Regions from separate parts of the Homo sapiens genome. Here regions 1 and 3 are each linked to region 2. Evidence: chromatin contacts called from ENCODE Hi-C or POLR2A ChIA-PET data. All regions are on one chromosome and are shown on one strand. The core of a region is the stretch at or near the end of the contact, and the rest is flanking DNA. Distances in the headings are between cores, read along the strand shown.

The links. A loop is a pair of places that touch in the nucleus more often than their neighbours do. ChIA-PET counts read pairs that join two places held with the same protein, here RNA polymerase II (POLR2A). Pooled maps may share reads with other maps.
Region 1: a pooled map shows a loop between it and region 2 (5-fold over the local background). The contact joins the promoter of C2orf15 here to the promoter of LINC02611 in region 2. A Hi-C loop is called at or near these places in 1 of 168 maps with a recorded cell type or tissue (naive thymus-derived CD4-positive, alpha-beta T cell) and 11 of 50 pooled maps. POLR2A ChIA-PET finds 5 or more read pairs at or near these places in 4 of 52 experiments (CD4-positive, alpha-beta T cell, CD4-positive, alpha-beta memory T cell, T-cell and 1 more).
Region 3: a loop to region 2 is called in a map of naive thymus-derived CD4-positive, alpha-beta T cell, with 10 times the contacts of the local background. The contact joins the enhancer-like site here to the promoter of LINC02611 in region 2. A Hi-C loop is called at or near these places in 2 of 168 maps with a recorded cell type or tissue (CD4-positive, alpha-beta memory T cell and naive thymus-derived CD4-positive, alpha-beta T cell), 2 of 37 single-sample maps with no recorded cell type and 9 of 50 pooled maps. POLR2A ChIA-PET finds 5 or more read pairs at or near these places in 2 of 52 experiments (PC-9 and activated naive CD4-positive, alpha-beta T cell).

Annotation. Positions count from the first base shown.
Region 1 is chr2:99,139,981-99,144,566 of GRCh38, reverse strand. It overlaps C2orf15 (chromosome 2 open reading frame 15), which reads right to left and starts at 2,860. Exons shown (of 4, transcript NM_144706.4): 1 at 2,630-2,860; 2 at 2,166-2,282. All of the region lies in intron 1 of TSGA10 (testis specific 10), which reads left to right. RefSeq lists an enhancer at 2,123-2,929 and silencers at 3,151-3,460, 3,531-3,600.
Region 2 is chr2:98,770,499-98,774,557 of GRCh38, reverse strand. LINC02611 (long intergenic non-protein coding RNA 2611) reads left to right here and starts at 2,660. Exons shown (of 4, transcript NR_126337.1): 1 at 2,660-2,939. RefSeq lists enhancers at 180-680, 681-1,181, 3,318-3,818, 3,819-4,059.
Region 3 is chr2:99,064,643-99,068,928 of GRCh38, reverse strand. It overlaps TSGA10 (testis specific 10), which reads left to right. Exons shown (of 21, transcript NM_025244.4): 15 at 1-41; 16 at 3,805-3,990. Among named protein-coding and RNA genes, the nearest start is that of C2orf15, 75 kb to the left of the region's middle. Within about 2 kb of position 2,733, at least 9 of the 41 ENCODE cell types and tissues checked have a DNase peak (open chromatin) inside an H3K27ac peak, as active enhancers do.

The DNA.
Region 1 (4,586 bases), core at 1,611-4,110, 370 kb before region 2:
AGCAAGTCTCCTGCCTCAGCCTCCCGAGTAGCTGGATTACAGGCATGAGCCACCGTGCCCCGCCTGCTTTCAGCATCAAAACACAAAACACATGAAGCAATGGCTTTTAGATATTGGACAACAGGCAGTTCGGGAGAGTGATCCTTGAGAAACAGGAAATAAAGTGAGCCCTATGAATGGACATTGCCTGGAACTTTCAGGCCTCGGCATAAGGAGGAAACTCTCTGATTTAAAAAACGGAACACAGGCCGGGCGCGGTGGCTCATGCCTGTAATCCCAGCACTTTGGGAGGCCGAGGCGGGCAGGTCATGAGGTCAGGAGATCGAGATCATCCTGGCTAACACAGTGAAACCCCGTCTCTACTAAAAATACAAAAAAATTAGCCGGGCGTGGTGGTGGGCGCCTGTAGTCCCAGCTGCTCGGGAGGCTGAGGCAGGAGAATGGCGTGAAGCCGCGAGGCAGAGCTTCCAGTGAGCGGAGATCGCGCCACTGCACTCCAGCCTGGGAGACAAAGCGAGACTCCATCTCAAAAAAACAAACAAAAAAAAGGAACACAGCATCAGTGAGCTGTGGAACAAGATCAAGTGGCTTAACACATATGGAATTGGAGTCCCAGATTTTTTTTTGAGGGGATCAGGAAGAGGACAGTGAAAACAAAACAAAAAATAGTAATAACAGAGGTTTTTGTAGTGAAGCTTTTGAAATGATGGAAAAATTAAGGGACTAGAAAACCAAGACCTTAGAAGGTGTCTGTCACGAGAGAGCAAGCACAGGGTACTATATAAGGCTTAGCCTGGGCCAGGCACAGTGGCTCATGCATATAATCCCAGCACTTGGGATGCTGAGGTGGGTGGATCACTTGAGTCCAGGAGTTCAAGACCAGCCTGGGCAACATGGTGAAACCGCATCTCTACAAAAACATACAAAAATTAGCTGGGCATGGTGGCACATACCTGTGGTCCCAGCTACTCAAGGGGCTAAGGCAGGAGAACTGCTTCAACCTGAAAGGTGGAGGGTGCAGTGAGCTGAGATCATGCCAACGCACTCCAGCCTGGGTACAGGGCAACAGAGTGAGACTCTGTCTTAAAAAAAAGGAAAAAAAAAAAAAGTCTGGGCGCAGTGGCTCACACCTGTAATCCCAGCACTTTGGGAGGCTGAGGCGGGTGGATCATGAGGTCAGGAGATCAAGACCATCCTGGCTAACACAGTGAAACCCTGTCTCTACTAAAAATACAAAAAACAAAAAACAAACAAAAAAAAAGCTGGGCGTAGTAGTGGGCGCCTGTAGTCCTAGCTACTTGGGAGGCTGAGGCAGGAGAATGGCATGAACCCGGGAGGCGGAGGTTGCAGTGAGCCGAGATCGTGCCACTGCACTCCAGCCTGGGCGACAGAGTGAGACTCTGTCTCAAAAAAAAAAAAAAAAAAAAAAAAAAGGTTTAGTTGGGGCAGGGTGGGACACTCACTACCCCTTGGGTTTCCACAGAGGGAAGGAAATTTTTACTTTCTCAGGTTAGGGGAGAAAGTCAACAGTTCTTGATAGGAAAAAAAAGGAAAATCTTTTCACCCTCTTTTGGCCTTAAAATGATCATTTCCTTATATTCTTTCCAAATAATCTTCAGTACCGTCTAGGTGGCATACATAAGTGCTTAAACTTTTCTTATTCTTTCTATAAGGGAAGTACTTTCCTACTTCCTATATTAATAATCTCCCCACCCCCGAAGTCTTCAACTCCAGCTGATAGTTTTAAACTTAGAACATTCTTTCCTATTTGTTTTTAATAATGCTAGATAATGTATTCAAAATAATCTTAGTATCTGAAGAGGAAATGAGATTATACATTATTCCCTCTAACATAACTTCTCAGTTTGTTATTTTGTGCATTTAAAAAATTACATTTCCGAGGATATGTGCTCCTTGTGTCCTCTAACCTCTTAATCTAAAATAACAGGGACACTTAATTTTTTTTGGTATCTAATTATACTTACAAAGTATATGATATCTGAAAATAAATGCGACAAAATATGAGACCATGTAATAACACGATGAAAAGACATTGGAAAAACATGGCATTTATATTAAATGTATTTTTATGACTAAATTTGTTCTACACAAAAGTTGTTTATCCCTGCCAATGATATCTTGTGGGGGGAAAAATGAGTACTCACCTGGCGAAAACAGGAATTGTTAGTCTCCTCAAACGAGAGCTTACTCTTGAAATACACAGCGTTCTACCATATCAAGGTCATCAGAGAATTGCTGTAAAAACCTAGTGTCTATGTCATCTGCAGGAAAAGGAGATAAAGTCACCATTATCATCCAGAAGCTCTTGAGTTATTTAAGAAGGGACATGGTAGGTATTAAGAAAAATTAAGAAGACTTTTTTCCCCCCCATTCTGGGCTCCAAAAAATTGGTAGAAGAATGCAGCGCTCATTCTTTTTCACTAAAAAGCTCATTTGTCACTTTAAGGTGAGGGGATTTGGAAAAGGACTGGCATGTGGAGAAGGAATATCGGTCAGGAATCTGGACTTTGTTGCTAGATCTGCCACTTCCTGATTCAGCCCTGATCGTGCAGAGCTGACCAAGGCCGTGGTCCCCAGGCTCCCCTGACTCCAGGCTGCCCACGCTCACCGGGACAGGCCGGCTCGCTCCCTGCAGGCTGCAGCGGGAGGGCTGGACCTGGAAGCCTCTCTTAAAACGGGCCCTGGCTGCAGCAGGAGCTGCGCCCGAAAGCAGCTCTGAGAGTAACCGGTTCACCGAACATGGGTCCAGAATGATGCCCAAGCCCTGGGAAAAGTGGCACAAAGCCACCGCCGCGAAGCAGCAGGTGTTTCAAGCTGAGGGAAGGCGGGGCTGCGAGAGACAGCCTTGCGCATGCGCGTTCCATCCAGGTGCGGCAGCCTCAGGCAGAGATTAAGAAATGAGTCGTGGAAAAGGGGGCTAGCGGCTGGTTACTAGGAGACGGGACGCTCGGCTCGGGCGTCTAGGCGCTGCGTGGGCGTGCGCCTGCGCGGCGCGGATGGGCCAGGAAGGGGTCCCTCCTAGGTGCCCTGTAAGGCAGGCAGGTAGACGTACGCGTCGCTCCGTGCGTAGGAGCGCGCGCACGGCTTGTAGACCCCGCGAGAAGGAAGGTCGAGCCAGGTACGCGTGCGCACCGGGCCTGGGGGCGAGCGGGACGGAAGCAAAGCTGGGGCGCCGGGGAGGTGGAAGACGAGCCCCACTCCGGTACAGAGCGTGAGGGCGGGGCCACGGCGGCACTGGCTGGCGCTAACCGCCCCCTCCTCCTTCCCGCGGGCTCCGTCCTTCCTCCGATCCGCCGGGGCGGGGCCAGGACGATTTGGGGGTGGGAAGGGAGGAGAAAGGGGCGGAGGATGGAGAGTGGGCGGTTCTTGTATCCCCCGCTGAGGCCGAGAGCTGACAGTCGCGGGGATGAGCTCTGGGCAGGACGGCGGGCCGAGGAGCCCGGGGAGGGACCCGGAGCTCCAGGTAGAAGCTGCGGAGGTGCGCGGGGTGGGGAGAGTGCTGCTACTGGACTGGAAGGTCTCTGAGAAGGCGGCTGCAAGCGGGCAGGAGTGGCGGGTGCGGGGCCGTGGCGGGCGGAGTTGGGCGCTAGCAGCGGGAGCGGCTGTGAGGGGCAGCGGCGGGCACAGCTGCCGGCCGGAAGCTCGGCAGCACGAGTTGCCCCTGTTTCTTGGGAGGTTAGGTTTGAGCCCAGTTCCTATGGTCACTGCTTCGCGTCCTCCCGCAGCTCTCCGCTTGGTTGTTGGGGAGACTGTTCAGTTTAGAAACGCTCTGGAAGCTCTGGTGGAGCCGAGGAATTTGGAAGTCACAGATTTGGGAGTTCAGCCTGACTCCCGATCGCTCATTTCTGAGCCTCTTTCTAGACTTGGGGTGGTGAAAGGCTGAGATTACATAGGCATTTGCATGAAAATCTCAGATAATTTTAGTAAAAATTATACACAGTAAAGGCAGGGAAAGCTGGCTTTTGTTGAAAAACTATTTGAGACTTAAATTGGATAACTAGGTGATCATGGACTTGATACCTAAAAACTCACAGAAATATGGTTTTTTTTCACTTTTTTTTTTTCGCAGCTTCGGGAAAGTTTGCATAGATTATAGTGTCCCAACGTTTTCCTTCTTCCATTCCAGGACCTTATATCCTAGGAGATTTCCTTGTTTAAAATTTTCTGTACTGGTGTTCAGCATTTCAAGTATACTTTGTTTACGTGTAAGGACATAAGTAGAATAACAATAGGTTTGTAAGTAGAAAAAAACAGGTTAGTTATAGAAGTAGGATGTCGCATTCGAATCTGCTTCCAGGATAAGACAGATTCTTGTTTGTATTTTAATTGATTAATGAGCCAAACTCTTCAGTCTTAATTAGTGGGAAATAACTAGGACGGTACATTAATTAAATATTAATTTTAAATCCTAAACTTTGGCATTATTTAATGGCAGCTTCCACAATATCTCGCGTACTGTTTACCTTCTGAAGAAAAATCACTGCCTGTAGCCCAGAATATAATCAGGTGTAGAGATTCTCTGGGAGATCTTTTCTGTCTTCTTTTTGAGTTGCTTAGACTAGTTT
Region 2 (4,059 bases), core at 1,411-3,910:
AGAGCAAGGGCAAGCTGAGGGGCGGGGGCATTGTTGGAGACCATGCTTAGGCATTTAGAATTTATTCTAAAATCCATGAAAACTTGCTGAAAATTTTTGTTTTCATCTATGTGACATTGCTATCATCTGTATGCTAACAACTCCCACCTTTATTTCCTCCCAGACCTCTGTTCTGAACGCCATGTGCCTCCCCTGGTCTCTGGAAGTCCAGTAGGCACCTGTACATCTAGACACCTCCCCTGCACACAAATCTGCTCTTCCTATGACAGTCCCTGTGTCATTGTCATAAGAGATACATTTGATTCTCCACCCTGGTTCTGGCACGAGAACTCTAAAAGCCTTGGGATTTCCTAAGAGATGAGGGTGAGAGGAATGTCTTTTGTTATTCAAGATGAGCCCCTTCTAACCATACCTGAGTTTATAGTGAGCTCCTAGAGAGCCTCAGGTGGGAGTGGTTGCCACAGGAACCAACCTCGTGACTACAGGGTTAGCACTTTCAGCTCCCCCGTCTCCCTTCCAAGGAGATGAGAAGGACTGGAGGTTGAGGTACATACCAATGCCCAGTGTTTTAATCTACCATGCCTAAGGGATGTGACCTCCACAAAACTCTTCAGGGACAGGGCTGGAGAGCTTCCGGGCTGGTGAGCACAGGGAGGTGCTGGGATGGTGGCGCATCCAGAGAGAGCCTGGACACTCCGCAACAGTCACCCCGATGCCTTGCCCAGGGCAGTCCTTCTCTGCTGCCCCTGAGTTACATCCTAATCATAAACCAGTATGTGTAAGTAAAATGTTTTCCTGAGTTCTGTGAGCTGTTCTAAACCTGAGGAGCAGTTTGTGGGAACCACCAGTTTGTAGTCCATTGGTCAGACGTCTGGGAGGCCTAGGCCTTGCAACTGGCCTCTGAAGTGGGGGCAGCCTTGCAGGACAGAGCTCTTAACCTGTAGGACCTGAGGCTGATGGATGGTGTCAAAACTGAATTGAATCGTAGGACAACCAGTTGGTGTCGGGAGAGCTGGAGAACTGGTTAGTGTGAGGTAAAAACCCACACACTTGGTGTCAGAAGTTAGAACAGAAATGATTCAAAGTCCCTGTGTCAGTGAATGCTTTGTCTCCGCCTGGATGCCTGTGCCAGGCACCTGGGAATCACCACACACCCTCCACATTCGGTGCGTGCCCTTGTCTGTGGGTTCCGCTCCACAAGCCACCACAAATGTATCCAGGTCTGTGCACCTCTGCTCTCACCAGCCTGGCCCCAGCCTGGCCCCAGCCCAGCCTCCCTGAGCCACTGCAGCAGTCTCCCAGAGGCTCAAAAGTGGTGCTTAAGACTTGCATTTGAGAAAGATGGGTTTTGGATAAATGTGGAGGATGGACTGGGGGCCAGTGAGAAGGGGACAAGGGATAGTTTCAGCAACCCGTTCCTTCATGTGTTCACTGAAGTCATGATGCACCGTGAGGGCCTGCTGTGGGCCAAAGCCTGGGAGGGGACTGGGGATAGAGAATGGAGTGTCACCCACAGAGAGAAGAGGTTCATTGGGCGGGGAGACGGCTGAAGTTGCCAAGAGAGAGCTCAAAGGGAGGCAGGGCTGAGGCCAGAAACCCTAAGGGATGGATCAAGGAGAGGAATTGAGGAAGGACAGAGAGCAGGAGCATATGGACAGAGGAGAGGCAGAAGCCGGGCTCTGCAGGGCTGTGGAAGCTGGAGGAGTAGGTTGTCCCAGAGTCCCGTACCCCTGGGGATCCAGGAAGGTAAGAGGGAAGTCAGCAACAAGGAGGTGGGAGAGGTTCCTCGGCATGTGGGGCGGAAGCCAGACTGTGGTGATTGAGAAATGTGTAGGGGTGGAAAAGTGGCTGCAAGGCACGACCACAGGCGGGAGAGCCGACTGTGAAATCTGCAGGAATTTTCTGAGCCAGGCGCCAAACACAGCCAGTGTTAAAAATTAAATGATGAAAACTTACAGTTAAATAGGTTACATAGAGACAAAGCAATAAATACTGAAAACTCATCTCTTCCTAGTTTGTTACCTTCTACCAATAGCTATTCCCCTGAGATAATGTCCATCCATTGTGTCCCTGTGGTGAGAATGCTATATGTGAGTGATTACTCACGTCTATGCATCTCTTCCAACTCTGCGTGTCGTGTTATCTCACTGGTGGCTTGAAATTGGCTGTGATGGGAGTATTTACACCACAGAAACCAGCAAATTCCTCAAATCAGACCTTTTTATTCCCAGAGAGTCAGTTGTGAAACGTTTACCAGCACCACTGGAGGAGTGAGATCAGAGCACTTTCAGTAAGAGAGCAGTGGCACGTTAGCAAATGGAAGGGAGAAAAAGACAGCAGCAAACGTGGACAGGTTTGCGGGCTTTGTGGCAGGGAAGTGAGCGCGTTGCCTCTGATGACTTTCATTTCTCTCAGTTACACTGAGGTGAGGCCAACTGCTCTGTGTGTGGAAGCCAGAGAAGAAAGCAGCACAGAACAGATGCAAACCAAGGAGGCTGGAAGATAAGAGCAGAGCCATCAGGACACGAGCCCCTCGCGGGTATGAAACAGGAGTCGTGGGAGCAAATTAGTAGGTGCACTGCATGGAGGGACGGAAGGGGCAGGGAGGAGCATCTGAATGTAAGATTTCAGAGAAGCTCATTTTGTCAGCATTTCAGAGCTTCCTGTGTGCAGCATGGATCTAAAGCTGGTGGATGCAGGGGGGTGAACAAGACAACATCTTCACTTCCTGCATGCTGATGGCAGAAGTGAGACATCAGCGAAGAAACATCACGATCACCAAATTACGATGAACACCATGGAGGAAACAAAGGACACTGTGACACCAAGGAAGGAAGGGAGGTTACTTTTCATAGTGGCTGTAAATAGAACTGAAGGCTGAAAAACAGCTGTTAAAATGGCTTGTTTGTTTGAAGATGAATGAGAGTACACAATAAAAGGTAATTCTCCCTCCCATCCCCAATGCCAGCTTCCCTGTTTCTCTCCCCAGAAGCAGCCATGGTTCATCACATCCATTTCCAGAGGTATCCTAGGAGCAAGCTGTATGAGGAACCGGGGAAAGAGGAGCATGTGCAAAGGCCCTGGGGTGGAAAGGGCCTGCTGTGCTCTGAGCTGCAGCAGAGCTTCTCAAGCCTTAATTTGCATTTGAATCACCCAGGGATCTTGCTGAAATCCTGATTCCTGATTCAGTAGGTCTGGAGAGGGCTTGAGATTTCTAACAAGCTCCAGGTAATGCTGAGGTGCCTGATCCAGATCTCACTTAGAGTATTAAATAAAGTCCTAGGGGATCGTTAGAGATCAATCCAGCCAGAAATGTCATAGGAGAGGGAAGAACAGGTCAAGACAGGGCTGCACAGACAGGTGGGGCGGCTCAGTCGGGGTCTCTGTGCAGTAAGAAGCGTGGGTGTTATTCTAAGTGCGACAGGAACTCACTGAAAAGCTTTGTGCAGACTGGGGTTGGGAGTGGCGTTACATGATCTACTTATTCTTTCTAAATCACTCTATCTGCTGGTTGGGCAGGCAAAGTGACAGTGGGAGATCCACTGGGAGGCTACTGCACAAATCTCAGCCAGAGGTGACAGTGACAGGACCCATGTGATGACCGGGAAGATGGACGGAAGTGGGCAGACCCCAGGGGTATTTTTTTTTTTTTTTTTTTGAGACGGAGTCTTGCTCTGTCACCCAGGCTGGAGTGCGGTGGCGCGATCCTGGCTCACTGCAAGCTCCGCCTCCCAGGTTCACATCATTCTCCTGCCTCAGCCTCCTGAGTAGCTGGGACTACAGGCGCCCACCACCACGCCCGGCTAATTTCGTGTGTGTGTGTGTGTGTGTGTGTGTGTGTGTGTGTGTGTGTGTGTTTGGTAGAGATGGGGTTTCACCGTGTTAGCCAGGATGGTCTCGATCTCCTGACCTCATGATCCGCCCACCTCGGCCTCCCAGAGTGCTGGGATGACAGGCGTGAGCCACCGCGCCCGGCCCCTAGGGGTATTTTTAAGGTGGAACCGAAAGAACTCATGGATGGGTTGGATATGGGGAGTGAGGGAAAAGGAAGCATCAAGG
Region 3 (4,286 bases), core at 1,484-3,983, 290 kb before region 2:
ATTTGGAGGTTAACAAGCTGAAGAATATATTAAAGTCTGAAGTATGTATTTTTTTTTTCTTTTTGCTCATGATACTTAGTTTTCACTAGAGTTAATTTAGAAGTTGGTATACTCAGAACGACAGGTGAATCAAAGCTTTCTTTAATACATAGTATATTTTAGTTTTGACAATGGTGGGTTAACTACATATTTAGAATGTTCAGAAAGATGCCTGGAGAATATGCCCCTTTTGTTTTGCAACTCTGCCACTCTAGACAAGCAGAATCTTCCTAACTGGATGATGGACAAAGGGCTAAAATCAATTTGACCTCGCTTATAATTAATTGAAAGTGGTGGGGTTTCCAGTTATAAACCTCTGACAAAAGAGGTTCCACCTGATTATGTAGCAGATCAGAATTGGTTACCCTGTTATGGGACCATCTATTTTTTTTAGGACCACAAGGCAGATGGTTCTCCTCACACTTCTCTGTTAGCAATCATTTGACCAGGCACATGTACATGACATCAGATGACTCCAATAAGTGTGGTGCATGTGTGGCAACTCAGGAATAAACAGGCAGCTTTACTGAGGATTTTAGATATGTCTATTAGGTAAAATATTATCTAAAATTGAGGGAGGATGTTCCCATTAATGGTTTGAGTGGTATGTAGGTAACACTATACCTATTATAATAATCAATCCACCTATACTATTTTATCATTTCATGTCAGTCCACAAACATATCTTGAACATTTATTTATGGTATGCATAGTACTGTTAAGGGCTTTGAGACAGAAGAGATTCTAAGGATTTCTAAATTGCAATCCTTGCTTTCAGGCAGCAAGCAGCCTGTGTAGGAAAAGCACGTGGTTTCCTACACTTCCTGATTTTAAGGTTCCAGCAATGTAATACCATAAATGAACAAAAGGCTTTTTATTTATGCAGGCTACTCAGCCTCTCTGATTCTTCCCATCTGTAATCGGGAAGAACACCCAAGTAAGTGAGATAATTTAAAACACCTAGCACAGTGAGCCATCTGAATCTATTCTAGAATAGGTCAGAAATAAATAAATGAATATCCAGAGCAACACTTTTTTTTTTTTTTGAGACAGGCTCACTGTATTGCCAGGCTGGAGTGCAGTGGTGCAATCGTGGCTCACTGCAACCTTTGCCTCCCATGTTCAAGCGATTCTCCTGCCTCCTGAGTAGGTGGGGTTACAGGTGCATGCAACCATGCCCGGCTAATTTTTGTATTTTTAGTAGAGACGGGGTTTCGCCATGTTAGCCAGTCTGGTCTCGAACTTCTGACCTGAAGTGATCCACCTGTCTCGGCCTCCCAAAGTGCTGGGATTACAGGCATGAGCCACTGCACTCACCCCAGAGCAACATTTAACATAGTAAGCTTTCAGCCAGTGTTAAACACTTCCCTTTATCTCCCTTGTCTGTTAGTAACATTACCTGAAATTCCACCATTAGGGATTATAACTTTTAGATTCTAGAATTATATTTTCAGACATCACACATCAAGCTTCTTAGGCTCAAGTGATCCTCCCACCTCGGCCTTCCGAAGTGCTGGGGATTTTAGCATCCTAGTATGAATTTGTTTATGAGATTGCATAACACTGGATGGATGCAGGCCCGGAGAGAATGAACCACGGATCCATTTTGATAGGGATAGACCATCAAGAAGTGTGGAGTACTTCATTCATTCACTCATTCATGCAGCGTGCTAGGTGCTGGAGTGCCAGAGATGAAAAATGGAGAGGAAACAGAATGACTGCCAGGCAGTGGGAACAACATGAGCAAAGGTGTAGGGGAAAAAGTAGGTCCTGTAGGTAGAGTAGTGTGTACAAGTGGATGATAAAGGAGAGGTAAGAAAGACCTTCTTTGAACCCTATTTTCAGAAGCTTTTGTTAGAACTAAAACATATAAGTTATTTAAGGATTGCCTTTTAGGAAGTTTATTTTGGAAACGTCAAGAATAAACCAGAAGGGTAACAAAATCAGAAGTGGAGAGAGCAGTTAGAAGAGGTTGTAACCATAATTTAGGCAAGAAATGCAAAGGATTCCAGCTGAGGCCTACGGAGTGTTGCAGTGAGACTTGTGGGTGGCCAGAGGGAGCTGTGGATACAGGGGAGGCACCATATAGAAGTAAAGAGATCCTGAAAGCAGGAAATAGAGAATACCAAAGAACAGTTTCATTTTCTTTATAGTGTTGCCTCTCATGCTCAACACTGCTCTGGCCTCTATGGGAGGATATGAAAAAGGGTAAAATATGCTTTCTGCTTGCCAAGAAGGAGGGAGCACTGGGTGGTTGGAGGACAGGAGAGACATTCTACGGAATCCCTTTTCACTTTGAATAATGTACTACCTGGTCACAGAACTAAATTTAATATAAAAATGGTTCCTGCTTTAGAGAAATACAAGGTGTTATCAGGGAGGCTTTACATCCACACCTAGCAACACAAAGCTGTAAGGCAGTTTTAAGTGAATGACATAGACAGTAAGTACTGCACAAAGTTAAAGAGGGTAAAGATCAATGTGAATACAATTCGTTTAAGTATATTGTACAAGCACCCTCCAAGTACATACTCTGTACACAACTATGATTGTTAGTACAATCATGGAAAACACATATCAGGTTCCTGCTGACACAGTTGGAGTATCTGAATCTTGAAAGCCAATAAGGTAGTTTAGTATATTGTTGACTAACACAGACTTGGCAAAGATCTTTCACATTAGAGGCCACAAGGTGGCAATATTAGCTGAATTTCCACCAGTAAACATAATCAGGAAATGGCTTATCTGATTTGAAAGGAGTATTAGACATTATTTATTGCAATTTGGTCATTTTATTTAGCCCAGGATTTCTGATAGGGACGTGCACTATTTATTAACAGGAGAGAAAGAGATCTAGTGCCTTTTAAAAAATTACCAAAATTACAACTAATTTTTTAGAATGAATTCACCAAACCATAATAAAATATTTTTTTAAATAGCCTAATAATGATTACTCGGTCTATTATATTGTTTGTGGAGCTGAATTTTTTTCCCTCCTTATTTCCCTACTAGAAATCAGACCCTACTTCAGTTACTCTGCTCATGATAGAATTTTGAAAGTTCAAAAAATCTGGTTCTTATTGTATGCTCAATTTATACATGAATGCATATTTACAACTAGTGTTTATTGGCATAGGTTTGATAGTTTACTTCTGAGCAATTTCAGGAAAGTTACTAGACTGGCAGGGAAAGTTACTAGACTAGCAGGTAAAAGATAATCATAGAACAGTTCATGATCAAGATAATTAAGGCTGGGGCTATGAATAAAAGGCAGACACCAGACAGGAAATTATCAGAAGCTGACATTTAAAATATGCAAGTACTCAGAAGCTCTGTAGCCAGCACAGCCCGGTAAATTGGTCAAGAACAAGGGAATACACCAGTACGAAAGGTCAGAGGCTCAGAATCCAGACCAGCAAGTAGTCAGTAAGCAGACATATGGGAAAAGCAGGCTGTGGAGGACTTCAAACAAAAGGAAATATAAGAACAAATTCATTCAGGTCTTGAAGAAAAGAGTAATTTACCTAAATTTACTATTTACTAGTGTTCACTGAGTGTTACTCAGGAGCCAGGGCAGATGCTGATTGCAGTCTTTGTTAATTACAGGATGACCTGTTTTCTAAACTAAGAGTATAGATATATTTCCTCAGGGTTCTATTATAAACGCTTCTCATGGCAAGTGAATTCCCAATGACTTGGATAATAATGTTTAATTTTTATCATATGTTCAGCATTTTAAAGTAATAGCTAAAGTTTGCTTTTCAGGAATCTGAGAACCGGCAAATGATGGAACAACTTCGAAAAGCCAATGAAGATGCTGAAAACTGGGAAAATAAAGCCCGTCAATCAGAGGCAGATAACAATACCCTCAAACTGGAACTTATCACTGCTGAGGCAGAGGGTAACAGATTAAAAGAAAAAGTAGATTCCCTCAACAGAGAGGTTGAGCAAGTAAGTTTGGAAAAATATGCTTATAATACATCCTGCATCATATTTAAAAGAGTTTTGTTTGGCCTTCCATAAATTAAATGTATGAACAAACACGTAAATTATTTAAATGTACTGTGAATTGTAGCATGCTAACCATTCTCCTTATACTTTGATTCTTCTACAATCTCTTATCTACCCTACATCCAGAACAATCATTAGCATTTGTTAAAATTAGAAACTATTTCAAACATACCATAAAAGTGCAAAAGTAACAAAACAGATAAACATATCCCCAGCTCCCACATGTAAGGATACTA